Linked DNA regions of Homo sapiens: region 1 is linked to region 2. A link is a loop called in an ENCODE intact Hi-C map of the cell type or tissue named here. Cell type or tissue: endothelial cell of umbilical vein. All regions are shown on one strand.

Region 1 (8,000 bases), 67 kb before region 2:
GGAGGCAGAGGCTGCGTCCACTTTATAGATGAGGTGACTAGGCCCGCAGACACTAAGGGACTTGCTCAGATTTACAGAGCCAGGGTTCGAATTCAGTCTGTCTGAAGCCTATGTTCTTAAAAAAAAAAGCCCATATATTTAGTATTTTAATCAATATAATGTATACAATAGGAACGTCAATGAAAGACTTACAATGAAAAGCAATGGTCCCCTGCCCCACCTCTCAGCCCCGTTCTTCAAAGAGGTTTACATCTTGAGTGGTTTCTTTAGGTCATTCTCCACAGCTCTGAGTAAGCTGATCCTTTTTATTTTTTTCTTGAGATAGGATCCCCTGATGTTGCCCAGGCCGTACTCGAACTCCTGAGCTCAAGTGATCCTCAGCCTCCTTAGTAGCCGCTAATACAGGTGTGAGTGACTGCACCTAGCTCTAAGCTGATATTTTGTATTACACAGCCTTGTCTTTCTATTACGATGGGGTGATGGAGCCCTTCTGTCATATCCCAACTCTTCTATCCCCTGGACTGTCTGTGTTAGGCCTATGCAAATACTGTTCTCTTCACGGACAAATTGAGTGTTTCCCTTCCTGTACAGCGTGGATTTTTCTGTTAGTCATGGCTTTTCTCTTGGCACTTTCTGTTCCCATCGACTCCTTACATTGTTTTAAATTCTCAAGGATAGTGTCAGGTCCCCTTTCTCCTTCAGCCCCTGTCCTTCTCATCTGGATGGGTTAGCTTGCACACGAGCCAGCCTGATATTTTCCTTTCTTCTGTAGCTGGGTATGTTCAGGAATGTTTTCATCTTGGCTCTGTTCGTTTCCACAGGAACCTCTGGCAAGTGCTCTTCCTCCTTGTGGAGACCCCTCTCCCTCCCTGAACGCTCTTGGATCTTCTCTTTGGTGTTAATGATGTTTTACCCTTGTGTGTGCTGAGGTGTGTGGATTCCTACGCCGGGGACTCTGACTCTGGTGCTTTGTCCTTCAGCTCTGGGAAGTTCCCTTGTTCTGTCTGAGAAGTTCTTCCTCTCCAGCTCTGCTCTTCTGTCTTAGGAGTTCCTGTTTGTGATGGACGTTCTAGGTGGAGCCCTGGAGTTGCGTCTTTATCCTTCCTTCTGTGTCTCGTTTATTCTCATTCTGGGAGAGGGCTTTAATATGTGTTCACAATCAAATTTTTAATGTCCAAGCATGTATTTGTCTTGTTTCTTTTTCATAGTAGCTTATTGTTACACAAGTGCCTCATCTCCATGACTCTAAGGAAACTAATAAGGATTCTTCCCAGCTCTCCTTTGTTCTGATTTCTTGTTTCCACTAATGTCACTTAAAAAAAGTGTTGGCTTCTTCCTCTTTATGGCAAGTCCTCCATACTGATGTTTACTGTTGTCTGAGGCAGGAGGAAGCTGGCGGAGAGCCCCGGGTCTGTGGGGTGCTTTTGAAAGAGTCCAGTTTCCCCTCGGGTGATTGGGAGCCTGTCACCGTGGGACCTGGAGCACCAACTTGCAGATATTTTCTCTGGGCTGTTCCGCTTCTTTAGGAAGGCCCCTTTGCTGGCCGTGGGGGAGTTAGCTCTCCTGTGCGGGACCGACTTGGCAGGTGCGGGTTTGGCCTGCCCGCAGGGCTCTGCGAGGCTTGGAGCCCCACGCCTGTGCCCCCGGTGCTTTCCCTCTGCCCTGATCGGGTCCTCTGCATCTGTCAGGAGTGTGTTCTTTCTTGTGGGTTGATAACACCCTATTAAAGATGATGTTAATGGAGTGAGAGGAGGTCACCCGTACGGCCAGTCACTCCCCTTGAGCAGGAATTTGCAAGCCTGTTCTATTCACTCCACCTTCCTGCTTCCTTGTGGCCTTGGTAATTGCCCACAGTCAACGGGGTGAGGTGCCAAGCCGCCGTTCCACAGCCGCCTCTGAATTGCAGCGTGGGCTGGTGGCTCTGGCCCTGTGGCCTTGGAGGGCTGCCAGCGTACCTGGGCAAGGCCCGGCAGACCCGTGTGGTAGCAAAGACCCTGACTTTGGCTCCTCGCTGGGTCAGTGTGCCAAGCGGGCCGTCTGCCCTGCTGGGGTCCAGGAGGGCCTGCAGTGAAGCAGTGGTGAGCGTACTGGGAGCATGATCTTTCTGCATGGTGGCTGACTGTCACTGGGAGGTTGTGTGTAGTGCGGTGGGCTCTGTCTGCCAGAGCCTTGCCAGCCGAGCGTCCAGGGGCCAGCTGTGTCCATCAGCATCACTTGGGTATTTGTGAGAAACGCACACTTTCAGGCCCTACCCAGGTTCTCGTGCAGAATCAGACTGCAGCTTGGTCAGCTTTTAATTTTCAGATAGTTTTTGACTTTACAGAAAAGATGCAAAAAATATTTCACTGAGCTTCCCTGTTGTCTTCATCTGCTTCCCCTGATGTTGACGTCTTATGTAACCAGGCATCCATATAAACGCCAGAAAGTTCACAGCATTATTGCGTAAATGACAGACCTTATTCGAACTTCGGTTTTGCACCAGTGTCCTCTTGCTGTTTCGGGATCCCCTCCGGGACCCCACACTGGTGCGTGTGGCCGCCCTGTCTCCTTAATGTCCTTCTGTCTGTGATATTTACATAGTCACAAAGTATCTCCCCCAAGATACACGTCACAAAGGGAAAAATAAAACTGTAGCCTCTCGGTGGAAAAACCCAGCAGATACTGTGTGAAGCAAGTGATCGGGGTAACACCATCAGTCATAAGACGTTGACACCAAGGACCCAGTGAGACACATCACTTCTCTGGCAGTGTTGCCAGAAATGCAGTCTCATCATGAGAAAATGCTGCACCCAAACTGAGGGATGCTCACCACAGTCCTGGCCAGTGCGTCTCAAGTGTCCAGGTCTTGAAAGACAGGGAGGCTCAGAATTTCCTGCAGGCAGGTGGCCAGGTGATGTGTGTGCACCCTGGTCCACACGGAAGGCCTTCCCACAACCTTGAGGGAGGTGAGGGAGTAGGGGTTTGGGGGCTCCAGGCACAGGTGCTGGGCAGTGGGCCTCAGTGGTCTTGCAGCTCCCCCGTCAGGATTGTTAGCCTTTGGGTTCCTCGTCTGCAGTGATACTGTACAAATCCCAAAAACTCCAGTTACACGATTAAGTGATTGACATGACATGGAGTCGCAAGGCTGACTTGAAAATGACTGTAACTCACAGCACCAGTTTAGCCACTGCAATCTAGAGAAACTAAACATTTCCTCATTTTGAAGGAAAGACTTCTTGGGGAAAGTCAATTTGAGGGTTTGAATGAGAATGAGATGAAAGCTTTAGAAGGTCCTCCCTGTGCCTGAGGTAGATAAACATCTGTATTTTCTCTTCACACGGGTGACGGTGGTGAAAGCATGACATCATCTGACTTGGTCAGCAGAAGTGCTCTGAACCATCCGGAACTTTGGGGGCCTGGGGGCCGTGGGGAGGAGTTTCAGGAAGTTGAAAACAGTATTGGGTGGAATCACACACTTGCAATTTGCTCTGAAAAAGCTACACTTGTTTTGTTCTCAGCTGCACCTGGGGCCCTTCAGCCCCTGCAGGAGAAGAATGGGGCGAGTGATTGGTACGTGGCCTTCCCAGCCTGCAGAGCCGCCTGCTTTGGTTGTAATCATAGGCAAGCTCAGCCTGCTTTGGTTGTAGTCGTAGACAAGCTCAGGTTTCCGCCTCTGCACGTCCCGGTGGGCTCGCCTGGGACTCCCTTTGTCTGTTGTACAAGACTCCACTCTGGCCCCCCCTTTGGAAGAGACGATGTCTCCATCCTCAGGAAGTAGAGAAACACTCTCCGCCACCCTCCATCCTGACCCCCGTGCAGAGGATGAAGTGCTGTCCCAGAAGCCCCCTCTCAGGGGTGCCGTAAGTCTCAGAGAGAGGAGCACCCCGGGGCCTCCGTGGCAGAATCCTGTGAGTGTCTTTGGTTAAAATGTGCAGGAAGTGTTAACTCCTAAGCTGCCAGCAGATGGTGTGCCGAGATACTGTGAAGTCACATGAACTTGATTCCTGTTGGAAAGAACCACTCTGCAATCCTTCGCGTCTACACTTCGTCAAGAACCGTCCAATTTGATTAAACATTCTGGATCGTCAGCGTTCACGGTGGAGCAGACTCCACGACTCGCTGCTCCCATGGGAGGTGTCTCTCTGGGGAAGGGGTCAGTGGTGGTGGAGGATGGCGCGGTGCTCCATTCGGAACCCACAGGTCGCCAGCTTACAGCGTGGGAGCTGTGGAAGGACACATGGAGCAGAGGCGGCTGAGGAGGTGAAAGGCTGAGAGGAGGCTGCAGTGAAACACCTGAGGAAGGCTGGGCAGAATGGATCGGGGGTGTGTATTGGCTGCAGTCACCTCCCCTCTGCTCGTCTGTGTCCACATTCTGTCGTGGTTGAGACCGGATCCTGTGTGGACCGGGTGGGCTGGTGTGGAGTCCTGTCAGGAGACCTGGGGCGGTTTTGAGGCAAGCTCACGGAGGCCTGCCGCAGGGCCCTGCGCTGACAAACCTTTCGCTAGTGACCAGTTACCTTCTGTGTCTGAGAGAAGGCCGTTGTGGCCTGTAGTGATTTTCCTTTTCCCTTGAGATGAAAAGTCATCAAATATCTGGAAGCAAAGCTTAATCTTTCTGAAAGTAGAAACGCGTTTGGATGGAGCCGGGAGGGAGAACTGGGTGCGCGCTTGGCATTTCCTTGCCGGTGTGAATGCGCTTCCCGTAAATATGGCAGAACGCCTTCACCTTTCACCAGATGACGCGGGGGGAATTGGGCCACGGTCCCTGCTGTCATCATGGCATGCTGCAAGCTCTGTGGGCGCTGGTGGCCAGGATGCGGACAACCCCTGCCGCTACGTGTCCTCAAGTGAGCTCAGCTCTTGTGTCGGTGGGAGCTGGCGGTGGGTCCCTGAGCAGAGTGCTGCCGCTGCCAGTCTGCGTTTTCTGCCGAAATGCGTCCCTGAGATTGAGAAAGTTCACACCCTAAGTGTTTTTAGAAGGCTGGGTGCCCTGTTTCCCAGCCAACAGTTGTGACTGTCAGTGGGCAAACACAGTTTGCAATAATTGGCCTGTTGTCTTACAATTTCTGGCTCTCCTCTTTGTGGTGTAGGTCATGTTAGGTGGTGGTCCTTGGTCGTTTGTGCCACGTTCCCTCATGTTCTTGAACTCTGAGTCCCTAGAAACTGACATTGGTCTTATTTTGAGTGCATTATTTTTCAAACTTTGGGTCTGAACCCACATCAATTGAGTGGGCCATGGCCAGTGTTAAGAATACTGGATAAAATGGAGCATGCCTTGGATAAAAGGAGCATGGTTCGGAGTGGCTAACGGGTAGGTATCGACTCAGGAAACTTGCAGTGATGAGTGTATGAACTTACCATCGTAGGCCCCAGTCGAGAGCGTGGAAACCACTCTTCTGTGATGTGTGTCTACTAGCGGGTGGTTATGCACAGCATTTGACTGAATTTGGGTAACTCTGGATGTAGTGTATAAAGTACTTTTTAAAAGGCCATCCACTGGGCCAGGCATGGTGGCCCAAAGCTCCCAGCGCTTTGGGAAGCGGAAACTGGAGGATCACTCGAGCCCGGGAATTGGAGGCTGCAGGGCTGCAGTGAGCCATGATTGCACCACTGCACTCCAGCCTGGGCGGCAGAGTGAGACCCTGTCTCAAGAAAAAACAAGCAAAAACTATTCCCGTTAAGCCGCTTGCTTAGGGGTGACTGTGATTGAACATGTGGCTTCTCATCCAAGTTGATTTTAATCTCTATGGAGATCAGACTAATAACCTCACAGTAGAAAATCCACCAGTGAGCTCAGCGGCACAAACTCACAGCCCAGCAGTGTTTGCAGAGGGGAAGGCCCAGAATGCGTGGAGGCTTCGGGATCCATCCTTTGCAGACATAGAGAATTCTCATGGGGGAGGGAGGACCTTGCGGCGCCTTGGCAGTGAGGGGAGCAACCTCAGCATGATGTTGGCACGTACACTGGGGACTGGGTGGTGACACCGTGCATGCCCACAGGGGTGGAGATCTTTGTGGAGTTCACTGATGGATCCCAGAGGCCCAGGACGGGATGGCACGCTTTTCTGTGAGGGTCAGAGTGTAAGTGTTTCTGGCCTTGTGGGGCGTGGGATGTCTCGTGCCACTGTGAAGCCGCTCGACTCTGCTGTTGGGCTGAGAAGCAGGCACCTTGTTTGTGGACGCTGACATTTGAGTTTTATGTAATTTTCTCATCATGAAATATTGTTCTTTTGTTATTTTTCTGTTTTAAAATGTAAAACCCATTCCTGGCTCACAGGCTGCATAGAAGCAGGTGGAGAGCTGGGCTGGGTTGTGGGCCCTCACGTGCCACCCCCTGACCTAGAGTGTGTTTGCCCTGGGAAGGAATAAGACGAGGTTGTGTAGAGAGGCAGTGGCTGGATGGGGAGAGGCCTGGGCCCTGCACAGAGGAGCTGAGGTGTGAGGCTGCTTGCGAGGGAGGCGGCTGACCAGGCTTGGTACTAGCAGGCTCTCCGGGGAGGAGGCCCCCTGGAGGAACAGCGCTGGCGTCAGCCACAGAAGGGCTTAGCGGCCATGGTCTTCCTGCTGCAGCCCGTGTGGTTTTGGGAGGGACACATGGAGCATTGGAGGACAAAGAGACGGCCAGATCGGAGTGTGTGTGGCAGAGGGGCGATGCCACCCTTCGGAGCGATGGGTGCCAGGGTACTCGGTGAGAGCCCAGGTCCCGGGTGAGGGGGTGGGCTGAGGGGGAGTCAGAGAGGGAGGAGCCTCGGGATGCGGAAGGGCGAGAGCAGGGCGATGAGGGTGGGGCCGCAGGGAGGTGGCCGGGACTCCTGGTAGTATTCTTGGGGAGAAAGATAACAGGGAAGTGAGGAGGGTTCAGCTGTGGAAGTGCTGGGATGGCTGATCCGAGTGACCATGGCCTAGACGGGGTTTAAACCCTGGACTGAAGAAAGTGCCGGTGAGAGGTCAAGGCAGGAGATGGAGACCTGGGGGTGACAGGTGTCCCCGGCACCTCCTACCCCCACCCTGGGAGACAGTCCCAAGGGGCACCTTCACTGGGGGCTGGCCCTCATGCACACCAGCCAAACCTCCTGCCCACCTTCTGGGGGCTTCTGGAGCAGAGCAGAGGCCCCGCGGACCGTGAGGATGGCCACAGGGAGGGGAGATGCGAAACACTGGCCGTGGCAGGTGCCCACGCAGTCAGGAGCTTGCTTGTGGGGCTCTTGTCTGACACCTGGGAGATGAATTTCAGTCTGATGGTGGATCTGGACCCAGATGGCTTGCTTGGGATTCAGCAGCTCTTGGGAAGAGCCACACTTGAGGATGGGCTTGGGTGAGGGTTTGGAACGTGCTTAAAGAGGTTGGCAGGCAAGGATTTGGTGGTAGCAGGTGGGGCACATCGTGTATTGGCAGGGTTTTGTTATTTTTATCCTAAAGACATACTTATTTGCAAACCTTCTATTTTGGAACATTTTGAGATGTATACATATGTGGCAGAGATAGCATAGGGAGTGCCCTTGTGCCTGGTACCCAGTTTCTCCCGTTGCTAACAAGACGCATGACAGCAGTTCATGGCACAGTGTTGGGTGTGCCCCGGCCAACTCAGCAGATGAGCTGTTTCACAAAATCAGTGATTCTGCTCTGATAAAATGGCAAGTCCACGGAAAGCACTTTCATTGTATTTTGAAGTTGGGTGGTTGTTGAGGGATTATTTGAGTTGTAGTTGAACTAGCTGCTCTTTTCATGGAACACTATAAAAAAATAATTTACAGATTACTGACATCTCTTACTAAATGAGTGAAGTTAGCCTCTCACCTCAAAGAAGTCAGCTAACAGTGTTTGTTGCCAGTGATAAAGTTTGAGCTGTCAAGTGAAGTTGGAGTTTTGGAAAGTTTGTCTTTGCCACCGTGAGCCCGAGAGCTCCCAATAAATCAGATGCCAGTGCTAATGCTGATGAACCGTATGCTTTTGATATTATAGACTGAACAACATTTGCAAGAGCTGCCTAACTCGGTGAAGCAACATTTTCCAGATGGTCG
Region 2 (8,000 bases):
CATCTTCCCATGTGCCATGTCTTGTCCCAGGCGTGTGCCCCAGCTGTCAGACACCAGCGGGCGCCCATCCTGGACCCTGAGGGTAGTATCAGATAACTCCTGGGAGACCACACGTGGGGCCTCCTCACAGCTTCTCAGCGGTGGAGTAAAGCAGGTCAAGAGGATCAGAGGGTCATGGGGCAGGGGTCACCCTCAGCCTTCTTCTGAAGGGCCACACGGCAGATATTTCAGGCTTTGCAGGCCCTGGGGTCTCTGTTCAACTGCTTAGCTCTGAAAGCAGCCACAGACGAGGAGTCAGCGCATGGTCGTGGATGTGCTCCAACAGGACACTGCCTTCAGAGGCGGGCAGCAGGCCCACCACCCCCTCCACCCTCTGCTTTAGGGCATGGCGTGGCCAGGAGCACACATCTGCGCACCAGACCACGTGATGTGCTTCCAGCTTGAAACCCGGGGGTTGCTTCGTGCTGGTGCTTGCTGTGTGGATCACAGTGTGGAGTGCGTTGAGATATATAGACGAATGAGAAATGGCCCTGATGGCAGAGCGTGCGGTCAGGTAGATAGAAACGTCTGCAACCTGAGAGGTGGCATTGTGGGGTGTCGCAGGAGTGTCAGGCTGGGCTACAGGTTGGAGGCGCAGCCTGGACAGAGAGGAGTGGGTGCTCTTTGGAGAGGATGGTGGTGTGTGGGATGAGCGTGCTGTGCTGTGTGGGGCAGTGGCATTCGGGGCTGGGCCCTGTTCCCAGGTGAGGAGTCCCTGCTCCTCGGGGGAGAAGACAGGGGCCTTGGATGTGAAGCTGGAGGCCGGCTGGCTCTGCCTTGGAGACGGTGCCTTGGATTGTCAGGCTAAGGATTCGGGCTTTCAGGGCATTGGCTGCAATTCTTTTATTAATCGAGCACAGGGAATGTTCCAGTGAGGTGACAGGGGCATGGCAGGGCGATACTCAGAGCAGAGTCCATGGCGGTGGGGTGGCTGTGTCTGTATTCAGGGAGTCCATGTAGGGCGGTGGAAGGCACTGTATGGGGCAGAATGGGGCAGGCTGCGATTCCTTGCGTGTTGTGGCTATGAGTTGACCTTCTCTGCTGAGCTTCTCCTTGCTTGGGAAGTGCTGCCAACCTCGATGGGGGTCTGGAGGCCGGAGAGGGGAGTGGGAGCCTGGCATGGGCCACCACCCTCTCCCCTGGGCCCGCTGGCTTCGGGGCCATCCTCCAGACAGCTGAGGTCATTGGCTGTGTTCACCAGGCTGCTGAACCTCATGGCTTGGGGCCCACTGGCCCGGCCTCCCCAGGCTCTGAGCTGGGCTCTGGAGCACGGTCCCCTGGCAGGGGCGTCCGCTAGCACCGTCATTCTGCTGGAAGTCCCTCCGGGGTGGGGCTCCTGGGCTTGCTCACAGTGCCCGGCCCCTTGGAGATGCCCAGTGAATTCTGGTCTCTAGAGCCGAGCTTTGGGAAGGTCATGGTGTGGCTGACCTTCAGGGTGACTTTGCATGAGGAAGGCTGGCCTGTCCACAGGGCCGTGTGGAGGGGCCTGGAGCAACTGCTGCGTATGGACCAGGGCTGTGCCTTCTCCCCCGCCTCAGGCTAGGCGTGCCTGCGTGGCTCGTGCTTAGACGGAATTGCTGAAACGTAAAAAGCATGGCTTTACCTTTTCTTCCTGTGGCCCAGTTTCATTCTTATTGCTGATTGTTGCCCAAAAAACCAAAACAAATGAAATAAATGCATGGAGCAAACCTCCCAGGCCCCAGCTTGAACAGCGGCAGGAGTGGAATTGGCCGCATTGCCCCACCTTACTCTCTGCTGTTGCTTCAGAGCCCGCAGTGACGCCTGTAGCCTCAGCAGTCAGAGGCCTGCGGCTGTCCTCACTCAACCCAGGCAGCTCACGAGGGAGAAGATTTTGATTTAAGTTTCTCCTTATTTGTCAGCAGAAAGATTTTCTTTCTTTTTCTGGAGAAAAAAGTCTACATTTTGAAACACACAGTAGGTAAAGTCTCTAAGTACCACCTTCTCAAAATGAGGAAATGAGGTTATTGAAAGAGGGAGAGAGAGAAATTTGCTTTTTGGGGTGTTGGCTTTCTTAGGGTTCCCAAGGATTGGTGGACCCCCCGAATTTGGGCAGCTAACCAAATTTGTGTGTTTTATGCAAAAGTAGCATATTATTGCAACTTGGAAAACCTTGGAGCATTTTCCTAAGGAATGTGCTCTCAGGACAGCAGCATTCGCCTGTTTTCTCTATGAAGAGAAATTGGTTTAGTTCTTAGGATTTCTATCCACGGCTCGCTCACGCCTCTGCTTGGACTCTGCATCCAAGCCGGTGACCCCGGATCTGAGGGCTTTTCTAAAGAATGCTGTCTAAGGCCGTGCCACCCTGAACACACCCGATCTCGTCTGATCTAAAGAATGCTGCTGTGGATGGCCGATCCCCATGAGACCTCCTAGCAGTTACGGAAAGACTGGATTCATTTGCACAAGGTAAAAAGTTATGCTTTCAGGGTTGACCTGTCAGATGATTGTAGTTCTTTTCAAATCATTCACTCCAAGCCCCAGGTGGTGGTACCTAGTGGGAAGCAGCGGGGGCCACTTCACCCACACCTGTCCCTGTGAGTGCAGGTGTGCGACCTGGCCCCGTTGTGTCTTGCAGGGTGCCTCAGGTTCCTGTGGCCGCGGGGACAAAGCTCACAGCCTGGCTGGCTTAGAACACAGGCTTGTGTTCTCGTGCAGGTTTGGAGGCCAGATGCCTGGGATGAAGGTGTGGGCAGGGCCACGCTGCCTGAGAAGGCCCTTTCCCTCTCCCAGCTTCTGGTGGTGGCCGCATCCCTCCAGTCTCTGGCCGCATCCCCCTCGGCTGTCTTCCCCCCATGTCTCCCTCTGTGTCCCTCTCCTTATGAGGACAGTCACTGGATTTGGAGCTCCCTCTCCTGCAGGATGACCTCATTACAACCTAATGAATCACATCTGCAGAGACCCTAGTTCCCAGTCAGGTCACATTCTGGGGTCCTGGACCAGGACGTGAGTTTTGTGGGGACACTGTTCAGCCCAGGACACAGGACACGGGTGGTCAGGTGCTGTCTCTTCTCCAGGTTCTCTGTGAGGTGAAATGGTGAGGCTGCCCTATATGTGTCCTTAAGGCAGAATGTGGACTCCATGCAGGGGTGGGTGTTTGTCTGTGTATCTTGGGACATTGAGCGCCTCACGGTGACTGAGAGCTGGGAGGAAGGTGTGGTCAGTGTGGGCTTCAGGCAGAAAAGTGAGCAGAGCCTCCTTCTCAGCAGGTCACCCAGAAGCTGTGACCTGGAGGTGGTCCTGCAGGTGGCTGTGAGGGGCTCTCTGGCTAACAGACTGAGGACAGGTGTCTCTCCATCATTTTTTCTCATAAAGGAGTGAGTCAGCAGGCTTGAAGAAGGTGGCCGGCTTGGCCTGGAGGCTGGACGTTTGAGGTGCATGGGGCGTGAGCTGTGTATGCTTCCCCCGGGAGGGAGCATGTCAGCTGGCTTCCATCGGGCAGAGGCCTTTTGTTTTTCTAGGCAGCGCTGTCACGTCGAGTCTGTAATTTGAAGAAATCAGTTGTTGGCACTCGGTTTTGTGGTGCCTTCCCTTGCACATGAGAGTGTGTTAGCAGGTGGGGCTCTTCATTCCTTTGTGACTGATAAAGCCCCATGCCACCCACCAAGGCACAAGATGACAAGCCCTCCTGGCTCTCTCATCTCGCTTCCCACAGTGCCTCTCATGGCCCCACAGATGGAGAGCTGGGAATCGGCTTATGATTTGAACCACCAGAGTCAGTAACGGGGGTTCTGGAAAGTGGGAAGGCAGCTAACGGTGTAGTGGAGACTCTTTAGCTCTTTGGGGACTGCAGAACAGCTCGCCAGGAAAATAGAGGCGTGCACTGTGGCAGGGATGCTGCCTGGCTGAGCCTGGAAGGCAATCCCGTCCCGGCCTTGAGGGGCCTCGGTTGGTGTAGTGTGGGGATATGGCTGGGGAAAGCAGGGACTGAGGCCAGACAGGGTGTTCTGCTCCCAGGTGACGCCACGCTGTGGGGATCCCGTGAGCCTCAGCAGCCGGATGCCGAGCACTTCTGTTCTCCTTGTGTCCTGGGCGCTGCTGCAGGGGAGACTTCTGCCTCGATTGAAGTCCGACTAGGCCTCCCAGAGCAGGGGCTGCAGGTGCCTTGGGCTGAGGGAGCTCAGGACAGCAGAGTCACGTGTGCGGGGCTGTGCGTGTTCTTCCCGTCTCCCCGAGCACCTCTCATGGGTTCTCAGGATCCAGTGAGGGCCGCTGCTTCTTCACCTGGTGGGCCCAGGAAGCTTGCACTTTAAGGCCGGTGCTCACTCCTAACTAGTAATTGGACTTGGACACATCACTTCTCCTTTTTCTGGCTTTTGCCTCAAAACCAAAGTGATGAGAGTAGTGACATTCCTACTTCATGAGGCTTTTAAAAAAAAATGTCTGTCAAATAACATGAGATCAAATGCTTAAAGTGGAAAATGGCAGTTAAATTCAAGGTGATCTTTTGATCCCATCATGATAGGATTTTTCCCGCTCCCTGTTAAGTGCGGCTGCTCAGTGCTGTCAGAAAAGGTAAAGGAATCCGAGCCCTGAGGGCTGCCCAGACGTGGGCGCTTGCCCCAGCTGCTGTCCAGTAGCATCTGCGGGCGGCGCCTGCACCCGTAAGTGCATGTTCAGATCCTCGCCCTCCTCACCCACTGCACTCTGCGGGCAGCACTTGGGCGGCTGGTCCGTTCTCTGGATCTCCTTTGTGGCCGGCAGGGGGCATTCGCCCAGGCTGGGGCCTGGAGCGCAGACGGAAGGAATTAGATAATTTGATGTCTGAGGACAATGGAAACTCGGTGGCGGGTAACCAGATGAATATATATTTTTTATTTAATAAGTGTGAGTCAGGGTTTGAACTGGCAACTTGATTTTTACAAAGTTGAATTTAAATGTGAATGTTTTCACCCATTTCTCTTACCTATACACCTGGGTGTTTTAGATTTATCTTCTTTCCTGTTACTAACCCGTTTTTAAATTTTGTATGGACTCATTCATCCTTCAAAGTCTATGGAATTTTTCTCCTGGAGTGTGAAGGTGGGAGGGTCACAGGAGGGCGGTTCTGAGGATGTTTCTTTTTATCGACTCGTGCTCCAAAGATGTTTTCCTGCTGGTGGGATGGCTGTTTCTTTCTTGCCCTCCCGGTGGCAGCAGCTGGGCTGCTTTGTATCTAAAATCAGTAGCTGGGCTCTCATGAAACTATTGAAGTGCAGTTTGAAAGCTGGGTTTTCCGGTAACTATGGTGCAACCTCTGGCAGCAGCTGGGCTCTCCTGTAAGGATTTCCTAGTGATTTTAATGGTTGGGTTCCCCCATGACCACAGCCAGCGGCTGGGTTCCTCTGTGAGTCACTAAAGTTGCTCAGCCTGGGGCTTCCTGAGGCGCCCGAGTCACCCAGCCAAGATTCGAGGGTGACTTGGAGTATTTTAGAGATGACCCGAAAATTGGAAGCCAAAGGGCGGCTGCTTCCTGTATGGCTTCTTTATGCATGAGGATGAAAATGTGCTGCCGAAACCACTTTAGGGTGTTCTTCCCTCTCATCCTACAAATCCCACCGTCCTGACTGGTTTCTTTTTGTCTGCAGCACAGACAGGTTGGTTGTGATTATACAGAGATTCTAAACGTGTCTCAAGTATCTACTGATAAGAAAGTCAAGAGGCATGTTTCCAAAACCCGAGGGACTTTTGATACCTAATCGAGTACTTAAAAAAACCCAAACACTTCTTCCTCTGTTTTAATTATTTCCACCATTTTAGTCTCAATGGGAACAGATTTTTAGGGTTTGGGCAGTAGAGTCCGAACTTGAGGCTCTTGGTAGTTGAAACGGGACACTTTTCAGCTTAATCTTTTTATTACTACAATTTTGGATTCCATCCATGTATTTTCCTGTAAATTAGTGAAGTTGCATGAGCCAGCTAGAGAGGCCACTGCATTGAAGAGCCCTTCCCATCATGCCCACATTCGTCATCGCTACAGGGATGGGGTCCTGTGGCCTAGTGGGAAGTGGCCGGGCGTGCAGTGGGGCGCTGGCTCCCTCCTGTCACCTGCTCCGCCGTGGCCTTCGGATCCTCAGTTTTCTCCCTGTTGAATACAGGGCATCTCTGGATGCTGCTCAGGGCGTGCTGAGAGCTCTCCGTAGCGCAGGTGGTAGAGAACTGGGGGTCCCAGGACAGTTCTCTGCGTGTGCACGGTGAGCCCCAGGAAGACGATGCACCTGGCTTTGGCCCCACAGTGAGAGTAGGTTGTGCCCACTCGGCTTGTGGTATAGGGACTCCAGGGATGAGGACACAGGCCCTGCCCGTAAGGAGTTTGTACTCTAGTTGAGAAGGCACGATAGAGAGGCGTCGGGAATGACATAAGCAAGCCCCGGACCTGAGCAGCGATGGGAGGGTGTCTTGCAGTCCGTTGTCATCACTATTTACACAGGAGCAGCCACTGTGCGCCAGAATGTTCTGGGTGCCTGACCCCCATGGGTGGACACAACAAAGGCCCCTGTGTTTATGAGGGGGACAGAGTAACAGTGCATACATGAATTCTCCAAACTGTGTTTGCGAGGGGAACAGAATAACAATACATGCGTGAATTCTCCAAACTGTGTTTACCAGGGGAACAGAGTAACAATACATACATGAATTCTCCAAACTGTGTTTGTGAGGGGGACAGAGTAACAATACATAACTTGAATTCTCCAAACTGTGTTTATGAGGGGGACAGAGTAACAAAAATACATACTTCAATTCTCCAAACCGTGTTTACCAGGGGAACAGAGTAACAATACATACATGAATTCTCCAAACTGTGTTTGCGAGGGGAACAGTAACAATACACACCTGAATTTTCGAAACTGTGTTTGTGAGGGGGACAGAGTAACAATACACACATGAATTCTCCAAATGCCGGAAGGTGGTCAGTGCTCTGACAAAACAAGTGGGAGGAGGGTGGGAGCCCAGGAGGGCGGGAGGGCCAGGTGGTTATCCAGGGGGATGGTGAAGCCAGGACATGAAGGAAGGGAAGGCGGTGGCCGAGCAGGCCCGAGTAGGCAGAGGACCAGCGAGTTCTGATCCAATTGTTGAGGTCCCTGATCTCACCCTCTGGGCATTCAGGACCTTGGGTGCTGCTGTGAGCTCAGGGCAGAGGGAAGTTGGGGCGTGGAAGGTCTGGGAATCTTGTGAGAGCCCCAAGTGTGCACCTGGTGTGGGCCGACCGAGTCAGAGGGATCGAGAAGTTAAGTAAATGGAAAGAGTGTGTCATGACACCTTAGTGAGCATTTATATCTCGTGGGGAGCCCCGCCTGTGGGCCAGCTAAGCACCTTCTGTGCAGTGGGCCTTTCCAGACCCTTGCAGGAAGACGGGGCCGGCCTGGCGGGCTGGGGTGCCTGGGTGAGGCCTCTTCAGCGGGCCCCGGCCCTGCAGCCAGGCAGCTCCTGGTGGCTGTCCCGAACAGGCCTCACCGCTTCTCCTTGGATGTGTCCTTCCAGGTCACCTTTTCTATAAATTTGGCATCACAGAATCCGACTGGTACCGAATCAAGCAGAGCATCGACTCCAAGTGCCGCACGGCGTGGCGGCGCAAGCAGCGGGGCCAGAGCCTGGCGGTCAAGAGCTTCTCGCGGAGAACGCCCAACTCGTCCTCCTACTGCCCTTCAGGTAGGCCTCGTGCTGCAGGAGAGGCCGCCCTCCCCCGCTCGGGGCAGCTGGCCTGGTGGCACCCTCAGGGGCAGCCAGTGCGTGGCCAGCGGCTCCACCAGTGGCCGGGAGCCGAGGCCAGAGGCTTGCGCGGTGCGCACGGAGCAGTGGAGCCGCAGGACCTGTGCCTGGCCCCGTGCGCCCTTCACACGGACAGCCTCGGGCCTGCTCCAGGCTCCTCCGTGAGGGACAGAGGGCCTGTTGGGCCTCCCGGAAGTCTTCTGGATGGGGGCAAGGAGGCCGAGGCCTTTGCGTGGGGCTGCCGGCCGTTGTAT

The links. A loop is a pair of places that touch in the nucleus more often than their neighbours do. Peaks named below come from ENCODE experiments on the same cell type or tissue, not always from the same donor. Only the 100,000 strongest peaks of a DNase experiment are listed, where the experiment ranks them.
Region 1: a loop joins it to region 2, with 3 times the contacts of the local background. A loop is called at or near these places in 5 of 110 quality-filtered maps.

What each region holds. Positions count from the first base shown.
Region 1 is chr16:87,953,075-87,961,074 of GRCh38, forward strand. All of the region lies in intron 1 of BANP (BTG3 associated nuclear protein), which reads left to right. Among named protein-coding and RNA genes, the nearest start is that of BANP, 5.6 kb to the left of the region's middle. RefSeq lists enhancers at 3,272-3,391, 3,461-4,403, 3,822-3,881. In endothelial cell of umbilical vein, a CTCF peak has its summit at 3,913 (motif pointing right); DNase peaks (open chromatin) are centred at 887, 3,447 and 3,947; H3K27ac peaks cover 3,485 bases.
Region 2 is chr16:88,019,965-88,027,964 of GRCh38, forward strand. It overlaps BANP (BTG3 associated nuclear protein), which reads left to right. Exons shown (of 14, transcript NM_001386991.1): 8 at 7,519-7,686. Among named protein-coding and RNA genes, the nearest start is that of BANP, 73 kb to the left of the region's middle. RefSeq lists a silencer at 4,653-4,899 and an enhancer at 7,176-7,746. In endothelial cell of umbilical vein, a CTCF peak has its summit at 4,749 (motif pointing right); a DNase peak (open chromatin) is centred at 4,727; H3K27ac peaks cover 1,040 bases.